2 separate regions of the Homo sapiens genome follow, and region 1 is linked to region 2. A link is an interaction called in ENCODE POLR2A ChIA-PET data of the cell type or tissue named here. Cell type or tissue: GM12878. All regions are shown on one strand. Each heading gives the region's core, and the rest is flanking DNA. Links, peaks and the distances in the headings are about the cores only.

Region 1 (4,000 bases), core at 1-4,000, 190 kb after region 2:
GGGGATTCCAGATTTAAAGCTTGGTGAATATGTGTAGAGATTAGCTCAATCTTTAAATAGAAGTTCTAAGAACCCAACTAGTTTAAAAACCTGCTTTCATGAATATACAATGATTCAACCTGGAGAAAACAACATCAAACGAACAGAAATGAGGTTGCCACTAGGATCTCAGTGTTCATTTGCCATTTATTTGTCTACATTTTATAGATAAAATAGCAGTGTTTTAAAATAGAGACAGGGTTTCACCATGTTGGTCAGGCTAGTCTTGAACTACTTTTAAAGAGCTAATTAAATCAGGACTCATTTGATAGATTTTGGAAGCAAATGTTTTCATCTCCTTTTTTCCTACCTGGACCACCAAGAGCTTCACTCTCCTTATTTTCTGCCTCAATTTCTTTTAATACTTCAGTCAGTGCCTCCCACTTTGGGTTGCTTTCTAGGACCAGTTCCTTTTTTGTTTCTGTAGAGAAATAAAAATATCTCATTCTATGTGATAATATTTACCCATAAAGTCTTCCAAAGGCTTTTAAAACAACAGATAACACGAGCATCAGTACATATGCCCATTTATTTAAGCTTTCTTTATAATGTTAGATGGAATCTGCTTTCCTGAAAAAGATCTACTTAAGGTGTAAATGAAAGATACTTCAAACCATTAATATGGCTTTCAAAATGCCTTGGTAGAAAGTTATATGCATGGTCACTAATGAGAGACCATTCTGTGTTAGTTGTTTCTGTGACACTATATATAAGCAGCTATACAAAACAAAGGCATCGGTACACAATGACAGTATTTACTATTTCTAAAATCCCCATGACTTTCATAATCCTGAACATGGATAAAAGTAGACAACAATTAAATTTTTTGTTCCTATACGCATTCAAACACAAACACATCAATAATATATTCAATTAAGTTTTCTTTAAAAAGATTTTTTTTTTTTAAGACGAAGTTTCACTCTTACTGCCCAGGCTGGAGGCAATGGCATGATCTCGGCTCGTTGCAACCTCTGCCTCCTGGGTTCAAGCAAGTCTCCTGCCTCAGCCTCCCAAGTAGCTGGGATTACAGGCATGTGCCACCACTCCTGGCTAATTTTGTATTTTTAGTAGAGAGAGGATTTCACCATGTTGGTCAGGCTAGTCTCGAACTCCTGACCTCAGGTGATCCACCTGCACTGGCTTCCCAAAGTACTGGGATTACAGGCATGAGCCACCGCGCCCGGCCTCAGTTAAGTTTTGAAACAGACCTTTAAACTAGGCAGAAAGCAGGCATTAACCCTATCCCATGCCTTAAAAAACTAGTGATATTTACGGTATCACTAGATAAGATGCTGGAATAAAACCCATATTTGCCTCATTCTAGTATATTTATGTTGCTTAAAAATTAAAAAGGATATTCAAATATTCCATCCTGACTTTATTTATTAGTTTTGAGACACAGTCGTACTCTGTCACCCAGGCTGGAGTATAGTGGTGTGATCATATCTTGGTGTCACCTTCAACTCCTGGGCTCACCTTAGCCTCTCAAGTAGCTGAGACGATAAGTGCACATCACCTCGCCAGGCTACTTTAAAAGTTTTTGTGTTTTTTTTTTTTTTTTTTTTTTGAGACCGAGTCTCACTCTGTTGCCCAGGCTGGAGTGCAGTAGTGTGATCTCAGCTCACTGCAACCTCCGCCTCCTGGGTTCAAGTGATTCTCCTGCCTCAGCCTCCTGAGTAGCTGGGATTACAGGTGCCCGCCACCACGCCTGGCTAATTTTTGGTATTTTTAATAGAGACGGGGTTTCACCATATTGGCCAGGCTGGTCTCAAACTCCTGACCTCAGGTGATCGGCCTGCCTCAGCCTCCCAAAGTGCTGGGATTACAGACGTGAGCCACTGAGCCCAGCCTTAAAATTTTTTTTGTAGAGATGGAGTCTTGCTTTGTTGCCCAGGATGGTCTTGAACTCCCGGGCTCAAGCAATCCTCCTGCCTCGGCCTCCCAAAGGGCTGGGATTATAGGTGTGTGCCACCATGCCCCAACCTCATTCTGACTCAAAAATAATAATTACTTTGAAGTTCTAAAAAAATCAATATATAGCTCCTCATGTAGCATACTTTTGATCAATATTTGACATCTGTTATTTGGAAGCCCTGGGCAATAGACTGCAAGACTTGCCATGCTGTATACTTCGACATACATTACACATATACTTTACATATATACTTTCAACATACATTACATGTTACATATAACAAACATACATACATTTATCTTCAAGGAACACACTTTTCACATGGCCAAAGAAGACTTTAAATTGCACTTTAAATTTCCATACCAAATACCGAAATAAAAAACACATTTAAAGACTTAACCCCACAAGATACCTTCCCCTTCTTTAATTTCCATTTTTTCAGATATTTTTTCTTTTTTACTCATTTTGGCATCTGGAAGATGATAAACCCTTGCTCGAGCATTTATAAACATCGAGGTGCTGGAGTCAAGAAACAGCCAACCTAATACGAAAAGTTAAAAGAAAAAGTGCCATCAATTTATGGTTAATTTAAAACAGTCTCTGATGGTCACATGACCTACATACGTAACTGGCTGTCATCCTGTCTTCCTACCAACCACACCGCCTCCCACTACTGTGATCTGTCGCTGTTCAGCTGGACCAGTGGTTTTCTGGGTGTGGTCCGTGAACTCCCAGGGGCCCCCAAGATATTTTCAGGGCTATGTGATGTCAGAACTTTTCTCGTAACAATACCATGACATTATTTGACTTTTTTCACTGCGTTGACATTTCCAGTGATGGCGTAAAAGCAAGTTATTTTAATATTTGCAATGTTGTTAATAGGAATTTGCTGTTATTTAAGAATAAAATTGGAGGTCATTTAAAACACAGCTTCTTTGGTTTACTGGAAAGTAATAATTTATAGGAAAATATGTGGATTGGCATATAAGCATCACTCTGACTTTTGCAGTTATATAGTAAGTGGTTATCTCTTATTTTAACTATAATCAAGAGGAAAATAAATAACATTTTTTACTTTGAAATGACAACATTTGGATATCTACAGGTAGAAGAGTTTTACATAAGAATGCTCCATAATTGTACATGCTGGTGCCGTAGCATGAACCAAGGCAGTGCCATGAAAGTGTACTGGCATTCAGTGCATTCTTTACTGTCATGCTTCTGCAGTTCATCACTTAAGAATGTCCCTAAAGAACCATCAGAATTATTAACTGTATTAAATCTTGACCCCAGGGGTTCACGGACCACACTTTGAAAACCGCTGGTCTGGTCAAACAGTGACAGAGGCCAAAACAGTGGTAGCCAAACGAGATGGTGGCCAGCTGTATATGTATATTTCCCTAAAATCTCTTCTGCTCTTCAGTCTTTGGCACTCTAGCTGATGGAAGCCCCATACTCCCTTGCTTTTGCTTTGAGGAAAATGAATTTTAAGTTCTTAACAACTAAACTTCCAGAACACAACCTATTTCTAAGTTGAGGACTGCCTGTACTACACACAGTCTTTTCTAGAAATAAAATTGCCCGGAACGGATATGAATATTTATTATTATACAGAACAGACGTTAAGTAGGCGGAAACATTAGCTATCAATAAAACCTACATCTTTGTGCTATGAACATAAAACATAATTTGAAATCTCAGTATAACATATAGTTGAATATAGCACTTTTCACACCTGATTCCCCCTAAAACCTAACACTTTATTCAAATCAGCTCTTAGAATATTATTAGTATTTTAATCTCCCACCTGAATTCTGACCAAAAGCTTTTTCCGTTGCTCTCAGAGATTCCAGAAGATTAAGAAATGTGACACAATCATACTGAGAGAGATACTGCAGCAAAGTTCGTAATATCTTCAAATCCTGAACTAAGGATTTAGTCTTGGCTCCAAGCTGGTGCCACAAAGGATCCAGATAATGGCGGATTGTCTAAAACAAGAATAAAATTTGGTATTGCTAAAATATGTTAAGTATAGTTATTCTTAAT
Region 2 (16,916 bases), core at 7,684-11,683:
CAAATGCACATCCATGAACTTTTGCATCTACTCACAATTCTGGTCACGCTATCCTAAATTAGCTAAAAAACAGTTTAACTACATTCTCTTAAGTATGAGATTGTGATTGCCTCACCCACTGATGAGGCTCTTACTAATTTGGTTTGAATTTATATTAGATGAATTTTGAAATCCTTTTCCACAACAGAGACAGTGTAGTATAGGGTATCAGTTCAGAGTTCATGTTTTGGAGTTAGATATGGGGACAAAATCCAGCACTATCACTAATAAATTATATGAACTTGAGCAATGTATAACCTCAATAAAGCTTAATTCCCCATATATAAGCTTGGGTCATAGCACATGATATGGTTTGGCTGTGTCCCCACCCAAATCTCACCTTGAATTGTAGTTCCCATAATCCCCATGTGTCATGGGAAGGACCCAGTGGAAGGTAACTGAATCATGGGGGCAGTTACCCCCATGCTGCCGTTCTTGTGATAGTTAGTGACTTCTCATGAGATCTGATAATTTTATAAGGTGTTTTTCCCTCTTTGCTCATTGTTCCCTCTCCTGCTGTTCCGTGAAGAAGGATGTGTTTGCTCCCCTTCCGCCATGATTGTATAAGTTTCCTGAGGCCTCCCCAGCGCCATGCTCTTTCCTTTATAAATTACCCAGTCTTGGGTATGTCTTTATTAGCAGCATGAGAATGAACTAATACAGTACCTAACTCATGGATTATTATAAAGATTAAATGTACACCTACAAGTAGCTACTATTATAGTGGTTTCACCAATCAAAATGAATTTTCACGTACACAGTATTGGCAAAATTCTGGCAGTTTAATAACATACACCACTGGCAAGTCTGGGCTATAACTCACATATTAGAGGAATATAAATTTTCTTTTTATGGAGAAAAATTTGCCAACATCTATTAAAATTACAAATGCATTAATCCTTTGACCCAGGAATTGATTTTCTAGGAATTTATATGTTCAAAATGAAATTGCAGGTAGCAAATCCTCTTTCCAAGGATAGTGTAAAACAGGACAAAATTGTCAAAAACAATGGTTTCAGAACTCTAGAAATTGACAAAAGGCATAAAACAAATAAGAGAAGTGTTTATTTTAGACAAAACTACTGACCCCTTAGTAAGAACAAAGGATTCTGTGGCATTTTGCAAATCAATTATTTGATAAGGACTTGTATCCAGAATATAAAGAAAAAAAGATAAAAACCCCAATTTAAAAATGGGCAAAGGATTTGAATAAACATTTCATTAGGCTGGATGCGATGGCTCACACCAGTAATCCCAGCACCTTGGGAGGCCGAGGTGGGCAGATCACTGGAGGCCAGCAGTGCAAGACCAGCCTAGTGAACATAGCAAAATCCCGTCTCTACTAAAAATACAAAAAAATTAGCTGGCCATGGTGGCACGAGCCTGTGTTCCCAGCTACTCAGGAGGCTGAGGCAGGAGAATTGCTTGAACACAGGAGGCAGAGGTTGCAGTGAGGGGAGATCACGCCACTGCACTCCAGCCTGGGCAACAGAGCGAAACTCCATCTCAAAAAACAAACAAAAACCATTTCACTAAAGAAGACATATGCATGACTAATGAGGACACGAATAAATGTTCAATATAATCAGTTATTACGGAAATGCAATTAAAATCTACTGGTGGGTGTGAGATACTAAAAAGACAGACAAAAGCAAGTGTTGGCAAAGATGTGGAGAAATAGGAACCCTAGCACAGCACTGGTGAGAATGTAAAACACTACTTTGGAAAACAGGCTGGCATTACCTTAAAATGTTAAACATAATTTTACCATATGATCCAGCAATCCCACTCCTACGTATCTACCAAAGAGAAATAAAAACATATGTCCATCTGAAAATTTGCAGGCAAATATTCATAGCAGCATTATTCAAAAGAGCCAAAACATTAAATGTTCATCAACTAGTGAACGGATAAACAAAATGTGGTATATCCTAATGAAATAATATTCAGCAACAAAATGGAAAAGAAATAATCATACAACACGGATGAAATTTTAAGACTCAAAAGTGATGACTGTACAACTCTAAATTTACCAAAAAAAATCAAATTTTATACTTTAAATAAGTGAATCTTATGGTATGCAAATGACACCTCAGTAAGGCTGCTTTACAAAAAGATATTTTGTATCTGTGTGCAAATGTTCCTAACAGCTATATTCATAATTGTCCCAAACTGGAAACTACCCAAATGACCTAAATGGATTGGAATAAACAACTATGGCACATGCATCCAATGGAATACTACTGAGTAATAAGAGGAATGAACTACTGATAGGTGAAACAACATGCCTGAATCTCAAACGCATTATGCTAAGTGAAAGAAGTTGTACTCAAAGGGCTTCAATACTTGGACATGCTGGAAAAGCCAAAGCTACCGGGACAGAGAACAGAGTAGTGGCTGCCAGGAGTGGAGCTGATAACAAGGAGATTTTTGGGTGATGGAACTGTTCTGTATCTTGGTTGTGGTGGTTACATGTCTCTGTGTGTTTGTCAAAACCTAGAACTTATGCCAAAAATGGTGAATTTGATGACACACAAATTACAAATAATTAAAACAATGATACTGTACAAGATTATTGCGATATGGTTTTTAATAGCAAATGACTAGAAATAACTCTAGCCACGATCAATAGGAGATGGGTTAAATTGTTGTACATTCATAAAATATAATACTATGCAGTTATAAGGAAGAATGAGGAAGCTCTCTCCAGGTGATACTGATATGGAAAGATATCTAAGATCTGTTGCTAATGAAAGCAGGGGGTTAACTTGGTCAGGTCTGCCTGTCCCGCTTGCTTTTGGTCACTTGCTTTTTGTTGCTGTTGCTGTTGTTTTCCTTTTTCTAAGAAGCTGAAGGCCGCAGTAGGTGAAGGCATTACTGCTAAACACTGAAACTTCACTGGCTATGTTATAGATAACATCATAGGTCATCAAAGTAACGGTTATTTCAGTTGTCTTCCAGGAATGTGGGCCAGCTCCTGCCCAGTTCCAACTGGTCGAGACCACGAACCCTTCAACTGGGCCTGTGTTAAGAACCTAAGAGGTGACCTTTTGAGGTCAGGGAGGCCAAAAACTCCACTCTCAGATCACGCTAACACCATTTTTGGCACATATGTCCTATGAAATGGCATGAAACCCAACTACGCTTGCACAGAATAAACCTCTTACTTCATTTTTCCCCATGCCTTAGACTACCTCACTTCCTCAACCATAAACATCCCTAAGCCTTATCTTCAGGGAGGTGGTTTTCAGAGCTGTTCTTCTGTCTCCTTGCTCGGCAGCCTTGAGAATAAATCTTTTCTCTTTTGCAAAACCCAAGTCACAGTAATAAACTTACTGCATGCAGACAGAATGGACCTGGACTTGGCCAGTAACACCAATGAATTAGAAAAGGGGAAAAAAAGAAAAAAAAAAAAAAAAAAAAAATATATATATATATATATATATATATATATTCAGTTTTGCTAAAATTACACCCTGGACAAAGATATAGGAGAGACTTGGACCTGGCCAGTAACACCAGTGAATCAGAAAAGGGGAAAAGAAGAAAATATATATATATATTCACTTTTGCTAAAAATGACACCCTGGAGAAAGAGGAAAGGAGTAGAGTGGTTCTCAGCTGTGTGTGAACAGTAGTGGGACGGTGCAATGGAGTGGTCACTGGCCAAGGCTAGAGGGGATTTTCGTCATTATTTTTTTTTTTTTTTTTTGAGACAGAGTCTCGCTCTGTCCCCCAGGCTGGAGTGCAGTGGCATGATCTCGGCTCACTGCAACCTCTGCTCCCGGGTTCACGCCATTCTCCTGCTTCAGCCTCCTGAGTAGCTGGGACTACAGGCGCCCACCACCACGCCTGGCTAATTTTTTTTGTATTTTTAGTAGAGACGGGGTTTCACCATGTTAGCCAGGATGGTCTCTATCTCCTGACCTCGTGATCCACCCGCCTCTGGTGTAAGACAAAGATACTTACCGCACCCGGCCCTTAGTCTTGTTATCTTTGAATGTGTGAATGTGTTGTTTATGCTTAAAAAGCAAGCAATTTAAGGCTGAAAATCTTTTTGAATATTGTTCCATTTTGTAATACCTTCACTCCGTTTTGTGTCATCTGAAATTTGTTTGCCTTTTGCATATTCATCTTAGTAACTGATTAAAATACCGAACTGAACAGAACTAAAGCAATCCTTGCACAAACTAATAAAAATATTTAATAAATGGATGTTAATCAATTATTCTGCACCATCCCAGCTTCACAAATTACAAAAATCGTGACTATGGGCAAGTTAGTTAACCCCCTAAGCCTCTTTGAAAAATGAGTATAAATAATATATCCCTTGCAGAGTGCAAATGAAGTGAGATACTATATGTCAGGTGTTTGGAATTACACTTGGCTGTGAGAAACCATTAAAAAATTGCTCACTGGCTTCATTTTTAGCTACGGTTGTTTCCTGGATGAAGTATTCACTTAACTATCATAGTATTTAGCCCCTGTTTCAGGAGAGATCTCGTCAAATTAGAACTGTGATGGTTAAAGTTTCCTCCTCTGTTGTCAGACTGCTTGGGTTCAAATTCCAGCTGTGAAATTTTTTAGCTGGTGGGCAAGTTACTTAAACTTTCAAAGCCACAGCATCTTTAGTTAAAGCTGGGGGTGACAAACGTACTTATTTCACAGGATTGATGGGAGAATTGAAGAGATAATAGATGTGAGGCGCACAGCAGAGCTATGAATAAATCAGTAAATGTCAATAATGTCAGCAATTAGTGTTATTATTCTGTCTACCACATTCTTGGTTTCCCGCATCGATTATGTGAAATAATATAAAAAGTATAACATTATTATTTTTAAAAAATTTAACCCCCTTTCTAGCTTGTCTTGACTTTCTAATTAAACTTCAAACTTCCAAATAAAAAAAGTTTATTTCTACCAACTGTTCTGACACACAAAGAAAAATATTCTGATGAATAAATGATAATAGGGTTTTAAAGTTTTCCTAGCCCAGGCATAATACAGGTTAGCTCTTAAAGTAACAGAGGTTGAAATTAATATTTATATTTTGCATTGTTAAATCCAATATTTGGGATTTAACAGACATTTGGATTTCTAGGTATCTGGCAACATAACACGGCTATACATATAAACTAAGGTTTTTTTAAAAAGGAAAAAAAAACCCTCTGGCTTTTAGAGAGTGGGTATTGTTTCTAAAGTTACTTCTTGAAACTAGGTAACCAAACTAATCTTAGTGAATTAAGAATTTCCTAAGGCTTTATTTTCTAAAGTTCAATCAGTAAAATAAATTTCTCCATGTACTTTTTATTCCTTACCACATTATCTCTTTAGCTTTTCCTTAGAGTAGCCAGAGAAGTTAAGAAGTTTGAGTGTAGTCCTTGAAAGTAATTATTCAGGGTTACAATTTCTGTGCTGGAAATGACTAAACTAAGGAAAGGGAGGGCAGCTCAGGTTTCTGTGTTCCGCAAACTCTTTGTTTTTCAAGCGGCATTATTTTAATTATTTCCTATAAATACATCACTGTCCTTAAGAGAAATATTTTTCAGATAAAGATGAAAAATGTTAACCATCACTTGAAAAATCACTTGGAAATGACCTCAGCATATTATAAACCTCAGACAGACGTAAAGTACAAAAACCCATTTGCCAAATAAGAAAAGCAACTACTACCAACAATTTCATGAAACAAGTTATTCCAAAAAGAAAAAGATTTAGAAGGTTTTATCAGGTGAGTGGAAACAATATGTTTACAAAATTTCTGGGAGACACTGTAAAAAACTACCAACTGGAAAAACAGAGGTGCTTGCTAGAGAAGAGTCTGCTCACTCTCACCCATCCCTACTGCTAGGCACAGCACCTCTGGGGGTTCCCCTCCAAGCTGCCCGCTCCAGCTGACATAAGCAGAATCTGTTTGCCAGGCTAGATTGCCATTAAACCGAATTCAGATTTTCTCTGAAATCTAAGATGAGACCTCAAGCCCACAGTATTTACCCCCAGGAATTTTGCCCATGAAACAGAAATGGCCTTGCTGGAGGGGCTGGCAGCAGGTGTGCCTAGTGCTGCCTTTGCACACACCCTTGCCGAGGTGGCCTCAAGAAAGGCAGAGGCAGTTGCAGCCAGCCCACCTCTCTGAGAGAGACAACAGTGGGCATTCATCCATGTTGATGTAACATTCCAGTCTCTTTCTCTTTAGCACACCGGACAGCAAGCAATCAGAACCATTATTACTGCACTAGTGAAAGACAATATGCCAACCTTAACCTGTAGGCTGCAGCCAAGGATTCCAGTGGGGTCTTTATTTGAAGTTCTAAGGGAATTCTACTAGGTATCAAAGTACAAAAGAAAACGCAGATTTCAGTTTTGAACAATTCAACCCTATACACCAGCAAGGTACGCAGAAAACACAAAGGAAAACATATAACAGGAAATACTGTAGTGGTTAAAAAATATTTTATAGGAAAAAAAACTGAAAACAACCTACTACCCATCAGTAGGGTTAACACATGTTAATACACATTCCTTCCGAAACTGTTCCAAACAACAGAAAAAGAGAGAATGTTTCCTAACTCATTTTATGAGGCCAGCATCATCCTGATACCGTAAAACCTGGCAGAGACACAACAAAAAAAGAAAATTTCTGGCCAATATCCCTGATGAATATCGATGCAAAAGTCCTCGATAAAATACTGGCAAACCGAATCCAGCAGCACATCAAAAAGCTCATCCACCACGAGTCGGCTTCATCCCTGGGATGCAAGGCTGGTTCAACATATGCAAATCAATAAACGTAATCCATCATATAAACAGAACTAATGACAAAAACCACATGATTATCTCAATAGATGCAGAAAATGCCTTTGACAAAATTCAACACCGCTTCATGCTAAAAACTCTCAATAAACTAGGTATTGATGGACCATATCTCAAAATAGTAAGAGCTACTTATGACAAATCCATAGCCAATATCATACCGAATGGGCAAAAACTGGAAGCATTCCCTTTGAAAACTGGCACAAGACAAGGATGCCCTCTCTCACCACTCCTATTCAACACAGTATTGGAAGTTCTGGCCAGAGCAATCAGGCAAGAGAAAGAAATAAAGGGTATTCGAATAGGAAAAGAGGAAGTCAAATTGTCTCTGTTTGCAGATAACATGATTATATATTTAGAAAACCCCATCATCTCAGCCCGAAATCTCCTTAAGCTGATAAGCAACTTCAGCAAAGTCTCAGGATACAAAATCAATGTGCAAAAATCACAAGTATTCTTATACACCAATAACAGACAGAGAGCCAAATCATGAGTGAACTCCCATTCACAATTGCTACTGAAAGAATAAAATACCTAGGAATACAACTTACAAGGGATGTGAGGGATCTCTTCAAGGAGAACTAGAAACCACTGCTCAAGGAAATAAGAGAGGGCAAAAACAAATGGAAAAACATTCCATGCTCATGGATAGGAAGAATCAATATCGTGAAAATGGCCACACTGCCCTAAGTAATTTATAGATTCAATGCTATCCCCATCAAGATACCATTGACTTTCTTCACAGAATTGGAAAAAACTACTTTAAACTTCATATGGAACCCAAAAGGAGCCCTCATAGCCAAGACAATCCTAAGCAAAAAGAACAAAGCTGGAGGCATCACACTACCTGACTTCAAACTATATGACAGGGCTAGTAACCAAAACAGCATGGTACTAGTACCAAAACAGATATATAGACCAATGGAACAGAACAGAGGCCTCAGAAATAAGACCATACATCAACAACCTGACAAACCTATACAAACAAGCAATGGGGAAAGGATTCCCTATTTAATAAATGGTGTTGGGAAAACTGGCTAGCCACATGCAGAAAACTGAAACTGGGCCCCTTCCTTACATCTTATACAAAAATTAACTCAAGATAGATTAAAGACTTAAATGTAAGACCTAAAACCATAAAAATTCTAGAAGAAAACCTAGGCAATACCATTTAGGACATAGGCATGGCAAGGACTTCATGTCTAAAACACCAAAAGCAACGGCAACAAAAGCCAATGGCATCTAATTAAACTAAAGAGCTTGTGAACAGCAAAAGAAACTATCATCAGAGTGAACAGGCAACCTACAGAATGGGAGAAAATTTTTGCAATCTATCCATCTGACAAAGGGCTAATATCCAGAATCTACAAAGAACTTAAACAAATTTACAAGAAAAAAACAAACAACCCCATCAAAAAGTGAGCAAAGGGTGTGAACCGACACTTCTCAAAAGAAGATATTTATGCAGCCAACAAACATATGAAAAAATGCTCGTCATCACTGGTCATTAGAGAAATGCAAATCAAAACTACAATGAGATACCATCTCACGCCAGTAAGAATGGTGATCATTAAAAAGTCAGGAAACAACAGATGCTGGAGAGGATGTGGAGAAATAGGAATGCTTTTACACTGTTGGTGGGAGTGTAAATTAGTTCAACCATTGTCGAAGACAGTGTGGTGATTCCTCAAGGATCTAGAACTAGAAATACAATTAGACCCAGCAATCCCATTACTGTGTATATACCCAAAGGATTATAAATCATTCTACTATAAAGACACATGCACACATATGTTTACTGTGGCACTATTCACAATAGCAAAGACTTGAAACCAACCCAAATGTCCGTCAATGATAGACTGGATAAAGAAAATAAATGTGGCACATATATACACCACGGAATACTATGCAGCCATAAAAAAGGATGAGTTCATATCCTTTGCAGGGACATGGATGAAGCTGGACACCATCACTCTCAGCAAACTAACATAAGAACAGAAAACCAAACACCGCATGTTCTCACTCATAAGTGGGAGCTGAATAATAAGAACACATGGACACAGGGAGGGAAACATCACACACCAGGGCCTGTTGCAGGGTAGGGGGCTAGGGGAGGGATAGCATTAGGAGAAATACCTAAGGTAGGTGACCGGCTGATGGGTGCAGCAAACCACCATGGCACGTGTATATACATGTAACAAAACTGCATATTCTACACATGTACCCCAGAACTTAAAGTATAATAAAAAAAAAGTTGGTACATTAATTCCACTGAAATTACGCTATTATTGAAAAAAAAAAAACAGATCCATATGTACTGAAAGGGGAAAATGTCCATGATACATAATTAAATAGAAAAAGTTAACTGCTGAACAGAATGTCCTATGTGTATATATATAACACTTACATAGAAAGAACAAGAGAAAGAACGGGGAAGGCAGGGAGAGTGGAGGCAGCCTGGCAGGCTGCATGCCAAAGAAACAGAGACAGGAGGTGAGAAAAAAGGGACAGAGCAGAGGTAAAAGAGAGAAGAAAGTCAGGAGGCTGGTAGAGAGTGACAGAGAATGTACACACCCAACCGGCTATCTCTGAGTGTACCATACAGTAGCTACTCACCACATGTTCTACTTAAATATAAATCAATTACAATTAAATTAAAAAACTCAGTTCTACAATTGCACCTGTCACATTTTAAGGGCTTGACGGCCACATATGGTTAATGGTTACTACACTGATGGTACAAAATAGAACATTTCCATCATTGCAGAAAACTCTATGGGGGAGTGCTATTCTACACCCTTTGGTATTGCGTCAAATTTTTATAATGAGCGTGTGCTACCTTTACAGTCTGCAAAGAGAATAAAGACATTTCCAATTTGAAAAAAACAAAAACAAAAACGCTTTCAGGGCTTTTCCCCTCATTCTGCAACTCTTTTTATACTTCCTTTTCAAACACCACAGAAGCACTAGAGTTTGCATAAGAGGTTAACAATCTAAGTAGTAGTCAATTTTCTCTAACTTATTTAATTTTTACTAACTCAATTCTACTTAATAAGAGTTCAAATGTCACCAAAATAAGGAATACAACAAACATTTGGAGCATCGTGACATCGCTCTTGTTCTTTAAAACAGAAAAAAAGGTCATGTTACTCATTCTCAGCAGAAGCAGAAGTGGTTGACAGAAACCCCTTACAGTTCAGACAAACATTTTAAATGGAAGCTTTTCTTCAAAAGAATAATGGCACTTAAAAATAGCATTCTTTTTTTTTCTGATTCAATTCAGTACAAAGTAGAAAGGGGAAAAAATAAGCCTAAAGCTCAATGTAAAAAAAAAAAAAGCCATATTAACTGAAAAAGAAAATGACAATGCTAAGAACCAGCTTTCAAATGAAGACTGTAACACCAAAGCAAAGAACACTCACAATAACCAGTTTTAAAGAGTTTCTGATGTAAGAGAAATTTGAGGTGAGGTTTTAAGAGAGCAACAGCTTAAAGAAGAGTTAATCAAAAAGACTTCTGGAAAAAATATACTATACATATATATGAGTTTATGTGGAATGCACAAATAACTTCTTGAGACCCTTAATCTTCTTTGAAAAAAACCACTCATTGCTGCTGAAAGATTATAGCCCAGGCCCTACTTCTATATCTACCAGCACCCAGTGACCCATGGTCCCACAGACAGACCTTACCTGTGTCCTCAGAGTTCTCCTCAAAGCCCTCCACAAAATCAAGTCCACCTACTTTCCTAGCACAACCACCCACTATTCTATCCCCCACACACTAAGTTCCAATCATAACCATCCACTCAAGGTTCTTAACAGGGCCTTGCATAATGTATCAATATATAAAGCCACAGTGATTAAGATAGTGCAGAAGTGACACAAGCATATATTATTTTAAAAGAATGTATTATAAACCGATGAAGCTGCCCATGTATACTAAGGAAACTGAATACGTGATAAGGTGGCATCACAAATCAGTGGGGAAAAAGATAAGACTATGCAATCAGTGACACTGGCTTGTGCAACCAGTTTACTCACGTGGAAAATTTTCTCTATCTTATATGCACACACAGAAATAAATTGCACATGGATTAGACCTACACTGAAAAAAAACAGAACAAACTTTTAGAAGGAAACATGGTAGGATCTCTTTATGACCCCAAAGTACTTAGAGAACGGAGGGATTAAACATGATGTAAAAAGCACCAACCATAAATGAACAGACTGACAAGTATGACTTGATTATAATGTGAAACTGGCACCCAACAAAGCATACCACAAAGTGGAAAGATAAGCCATGATGGAGAACATATGTGAACTATGGAAAACAGGAAATGCAAAATATCAACAAAAGGTTAATCTGAGATATATAAGGATATAAACATACATAAGAAAAAGAACATACAAAAGAAAATCTGACAAGCCCCAAAAGAGGAAACGGAAACAGCCAAATAAACATAAGAAGTGATGCCCAAATTCACTAGAAATGAAGGAAATGTACTATTTCACATTGGCAAAAATTTGAAAGTCTGACAGTACCAAGTCTTGGCAAGAATATGAGGCAACAGAAATTCTGAGACAGTGCTGTCAGGAGCTGAAACCTCAAAGCTGCTCTGGAGAATGATCTGGCAACGTCCAGTGAAGCTGAGGAAATGTAGGACCCTACACGTCAGCTGTTCCACCTGCAGGTGCTGTTAAATTCAGTTTAGCCTAAAGCTGCTATGCGAGGCCATTATTTTAGACTAAACTCCTACACTAAGCCCCAACAGACCAAACCAACCAAAATACAATCACTTATACTAAATATGATATAATCAAACTAAAACTTAAAAAAAAATAAGTTTAAAACAGACCAGATTTTTTCTCCTATAAGCAAAAAATTCCAACAAAAAAAGGTTCCCTCTACTCTAACCCTTACAAAAAAATTATCTGAAGTCCTTGTTCCCACCTTGCAAAGTCCACTGGTCTACTATTTCCTAGTAAAATTTAAAACCAAAGTGACATTAATGCCTAAAGTTTTGGTCAATCTCTCAAAAGTGAAATTTTGAGAGACTGATCAAAAAGGAAAAACCATTCAATTAAATTTAGTCTAAACCTGCCTCCTTATGTATTTTAAATTCAGCTTAAAGGTTTCTCTATACATAAGAAACTATAACCTAACTAAATACATAAACAAACTATAACCTACTCTTGTGCCAATCACCTAGTTTCAGCCAATCAGAGGCAGCCAACTGCCAAACTATATTCAAATAAGACCAACAATGAACTATAACCAATCCGACGGTTTCTGCACCTCACTTCCATTTTCTGTATGGCACCTTTCTTTTTCTGTCCATAAATCTTCAACCACGTGACTATACTAATCCTAGCTTCTCTAATCCTGGTCTAGTTTGGGGGCTGCCCGATTCACAAACTGTTCTTCATTCAATTAAATTCTATTATATTTAATTTGTCTAAGGTTTTTCTTTTAACAGTACAAACCCTAGAAAAGCTGTCAAACATGCACGAGACACATACCACAATGTTGAAAATAACCAAAACCTCTCATTGACAGAAGAATGGATAAACTGTAGTGTAGTCCTAAAATATCATACAACAAAACTGAAAGAATTACTGCTATACACATCTACATGGCTAAATCTCACACGAAAGGCTAAATGAAAAAAGCAAGCCACAGAAATATATACACAGTATGATACCATACTATGCAAAGTTCAAAATCTTCAAACCAAATGTAGTTTTAATAATATACAAACAATATATAGTTTATATATATATGTGTGTGTGTATATATATGTGTGTATATATATATGTAAATACTTACACTATATATATATGTATATATCAATAGTGTGTACAGGCATGCACCACCACACCAGGCTAATTTTTGTATTTTTTGTAGAGATGGGGTTTGGCCATGTTGCCCAGACCGGTCTCGAACTCTTGAGCTCAAGCAATCCGCCCAACTCAGTTTCCCCAAAGTGCTGGGATTACAGGCATTAAGCCACCACGCCAGGCCTCCCCATCTTTCCTACATGGGAGATACAAACACACACTTCGGGATGATGGTGGTTCTGCAGAAAGAAGATGGGGAGGCTTGGCACAGTGGCTTAACGCCTGTAATTCCAGCACTTTGGGAGGCCGAGGCGGGCAGATCGCTTGAGTTCAGGAGTTCAAGACCAGACTGGGCAACATGGCAAAACCCCATCTCTATAAAAAAAAGAATACAAAAACTAGCTGGGTGTGGTGGCGTGTGCCTGTAGTCCCAGCTACTCAGGAGACTGAGGCGGGAGGATGACTTGAGCCTGGGAGGTGGAGGGGGCAGTGAGTCGAGATCATGCTGCTGCACTCCAGCCTGGGTGACAGAATGAGACCCTGTCTCACAAAAAAAAAAGAAAAAGAAAAAAAAAAAAAAAGATGAGGGAATGGCATCTGGGAGAGGCACACAGGGGAGCATCAACTCTATGTGCAATGTTCTATTCTATTTTATATCATTTTTTCTTTTAATGTAAATCAAAGCTAGCAAAATGTTAAGATTTGACTAAGCTAGGTGGAGGTTATATTATTCTCTATGTTTTTCTGTATTCATGAAATACTTTAAAGCATGAAGTAACATATTTTTAAAGAAAGAGAAAAAGGGGGAAGAGGCTGAAATTTACCAAAATGGTTGTCTATATTAAACCTATGAATGGCTTTTCTTTTTTCCTTTCTAGTCTTCCTGATTTTCTAACTTTTTTTTCCCTATAAAGTCATCCCAGGTACCTCTTTCTAGTCCAGATTATTCTCCATCTCACTCCCAAAACCAACCGTGCACTTTCCTATCCCTTTGGTACAGAACTGAGCACTGCAGTTGGCACCATCTCCTCCACTGGAATCCAAGTTCTTGGAGGGACAGCCACAAGCATTCTTATTTGTCTATAAATTATATTTTAAATGCCTACAATGTGCCAGTTATTGTGCCAGGAGCTGGAGAAACATAAACAAACACAACAGACATTGTCCCTTTCTCCATTGAACTTAGTCTCAAGGAATAGAAACATTTAAGTAAAACACAGAAAAAACTATATAATTAAAACTGTGAAAAATGCTGTGAAGGAAAAGAATAGATGCTATGGGACCATGTATTAGGAAGGCCTGATCAAGACTGGATAGGAGGAGTAGGAATGTGCCAGGAAAGGAAGGGTGTAAGGGCCTTCTGGACAGAGAGGCAAAACCCACCAGTGTCTTTCTCACTGGGCTGGGAGCGCCTTGAGGGCAAGGACTGCTTGTGATTCCTATCTGTGCCCATTATTTGTACAGTGGTTTAACAAATGCTTCCTGGTTGATTCTAAGGCAGCCTCCAGCAGATCAGGAGATTCTGTGGCCTGTAACTCTAAGGCAGGAAATAATTCCTTGGGGGATGGCCCAAAGGCAAAAGGAGTAGTTATTCAAAGAGAAGAACAGAGTGTGATCCCCTTATGTATGGTACCTCAATCCCTTGAAAATCATTTGCTATATATTCTCACATGCCATGTCCCGAGAGAGCTGAGCTAGACTCTTCATCTGTCTATCCATCCCTTTCCTTGCCAAGTACCCTCCTTCCCACATTAATTTAATTCAATATGTATAAGGTGACCCATGTGTACCAAGGCAGGAATATGAAGATGCCCTTAAGCATAGCCCCTTCCTCAAAGAGTCTTCCTTCTAGACTGGTAGATCTCAACCAGGGGTGACTGTGCCTCCCCACCCCTGAGGATGTTTGACAATGTCTGGAGACATTTTTGGTTGTCACAATGGGAAGGAGGGTTACTGGCATCTAGTGGGTGGAGACCAGGGATGCTGCTAAACACCTTACAATGGTGCTTACAATGACCACCCCCGCCCCACCGCCCCCACCAACAAAGAATTACCCAGTTCAAAATGTCAATAGTGCTAAGGTAGAGAAATCTGGTAGGCATTATTTAGAACCACGTCTAGAAGCTGACTGCTAAAGCAAGGCAAATGTCAGAGGCCAAGTGTGAGATGCACAGCAGGTCAAGTGTCAGAGGCTTAGGAGGGTGTTAAACACCAGGTCATGAAATAAGCATATAAAAAAAAGTTAATAGTGCTAAGGTTGAGATGCTTGCTCCAGAGAATTAGTAACATAATTATATCACAATGCAACAGGAGCATAAGACATTGCCCAAACACAACGGTAGGGTACTTAATCTAGAACTAGGAGGGGAAAGGTTTCCTTGGAAGTGAAATCTAATCCAAGACCTGAAAAATAGATGAGTTAGAAAAGGGACGTGAGGATGGAGGCAGGATAAAGAAGCTATTTCAGACAGAAGGTACAGTCAATAGGTAAGCAGGACTATGGAACAGAAGAAATATGTTTGCAAGAAAAAAAAAATGAGGAGTGGCTATTGAAGGGCAGGAGAGGTAAAATGGGCCCAGATCATAATGAGTTTTGAATGATGGATTAAGAAATGCGTGCCCCATCTGTAGAGCAGTAAGAAGCCAATGAAAGGATTTACAAAGAACAGCAATATGAACCAAACTTGTTTTAGGCCAATTACTCTGCAGAATGGATTGCTAAGGAACAAGAGGCAAGGAGATGGAGTGGGAGGAGGCCCCTGTGATCCAGGTGACAGTCATGGCTTGTCCTAATGGTGGCCCAGAGCATGGAGGGGAGGGGAAGCACTCAAGGGAGACTCAGACAGTAGAATCATCACACCAAAATATGCACCTATTACAGTTCTCTGCAAGTAACTCCAAAGACCCAAAAGTCTAAAACCAGGAGTTTTTTCATAATTCACCTGTGGCCCAACCTGACCAGAATTATACGCAGCAAAATCAGAATCTGAGCTGATTTGAGGCTATTTGTAGTGCATTTCCTATTTAGTGTGACTATTTCAAGGCAGAAATATTAATGTTTGATTATGGGGTACTGCCTCAAACTTCACTGGGTGGTACATGTCATCCTTTTAAAATTCAAAAAAACCTGTATTTAAAATGTAGCTGGGCCGCAGAGTTTAAGAAAAGGTGTTGAGGACCTGTACAAGGTGCTGAATAAACTTTCATCAAACTACATTAATTGGGGCAAATTAGGTTACTGAATGATTATTTGTTCAAAATATTTATCTGTCACTATGCTTACTTACAGTATGAAACATCCAGATAACACATGATTATTTTTTGGAACTCTACCTTAAAAACCCAGAAATTTGGCAATGTGATCATAGCAGACTTGAAGTAGTAGGATTTGGGGAAATAACTAAAAAAATACATATTTCACAAAAATCTACTTATTTAGTTGATAATTCCTCCTCCTGACATTGCTGCTCAGAAGAAAGAGTAGGTACAATGTGTAGCAAGAACAAGATCCTCCCCTCAGTAGCATAATTCCAAGTAGTGTCAGCGTGGTGCTGAAAAGGACTTGAGGTCATCCTCCCAATAACTGTTAGCACTGGACTTTTCCCAGTAGAGGAGACCCAAACCTTTCTATACTTGTGTCAAGTGCTGCAAATACTTATATTAAGTGGTCACTAGCCATGGCTGTGGTGGCAAGGAGGAATAACCTAGGACTCACTCTCATTCATTCATCCTTTCATTCAAAAAATACCTATGAAGAGCTTTCTGTGTGCCAGGCACTATTTATTGTAGGTGCTGAAAAATACAGCGATTAACAAGACAGACAAGGTAGCCAGATAGCCCCTTGGAAGTTATGGATTTGGACAGGAAGCATATAATTACAGTAAGGTGTAACAATATTATGATGGGAAAGCACAGTGATGACAATACACAGCAGCGGGGACCCAATGCACTAGAAAGGAATCTACAAAGACGTCCCTGAAAATGCAACATTTAAACTGAGACCTACAGGATAATTAGAAATTACTGGTCCAAAAAAACTACAGAGAGGAAGAAACTGAACTGAAGCAAACCAGAGAATAGGATAAAATAATGGTTGAAATTGAGGGTGGGAGGCAAAACTCAGAGCCAGCACAAGCATGGTGGAACGCAGCCTCAAGTGCAGGCAGGAAACGAGCTTTTACCCAGAAGAAATCCTATTTGAAATTGGACTACTCTTTCTGATGT

Evidence for each region. ChIA-PET counts read pairs that join two places held together with the same protein. Peaks named below come from ENCODE experiments on the same cell type or tissue, not always from the same donor. Only the 100,000 strongest peaks of a DNase experiment are listed, where the experiment ranks them.
Region 1: POLR2A ChIA-PET joins it to region 2 with 5 read pairs; 3 of 35 experiments call an interaction of 5 or more read pairs at or near these places.

The regions. Positions count from the first base shown.
Region 1 is chr16:13,930,652-13,934,651 of GRCh38, reverse strand. It overlaps ERCC4 (ERCC excision repair 4, endonuclease catalytic subunit), which reads right to left. Exons shown (of 11, transcript NM_005236.3): 5 at 3,762-3,942; 6 at 2,367-2,495; 7 at 350-460. Among named protein-coding and RNA genes, the nearest start is that of ERCC4, 12 kb to the right of the region's middle. In GM12878, for the core only: no CTCF peak of the experiment used is centred there; no DNase peak of the experiment used is centred there.
Region 2 is chr16:14,114,478-14,131,393 of GRCh38, reverse strand. The region is part of intron 2 of MRTFB (myocardin related transcription factor B); the gene reads right to left. Among named protein-coding and RNA genes, the nearest start is that of MRTFB, 52 kb to the right of the region's middle. In GM12878, for the core only: no CTCF peak of the experiment used is centred there; a DNase peak (open chromatin) is centred at 10,023; H3K4me3 peaks cover 701 bases; H3K27ac peaks cover 443 bases.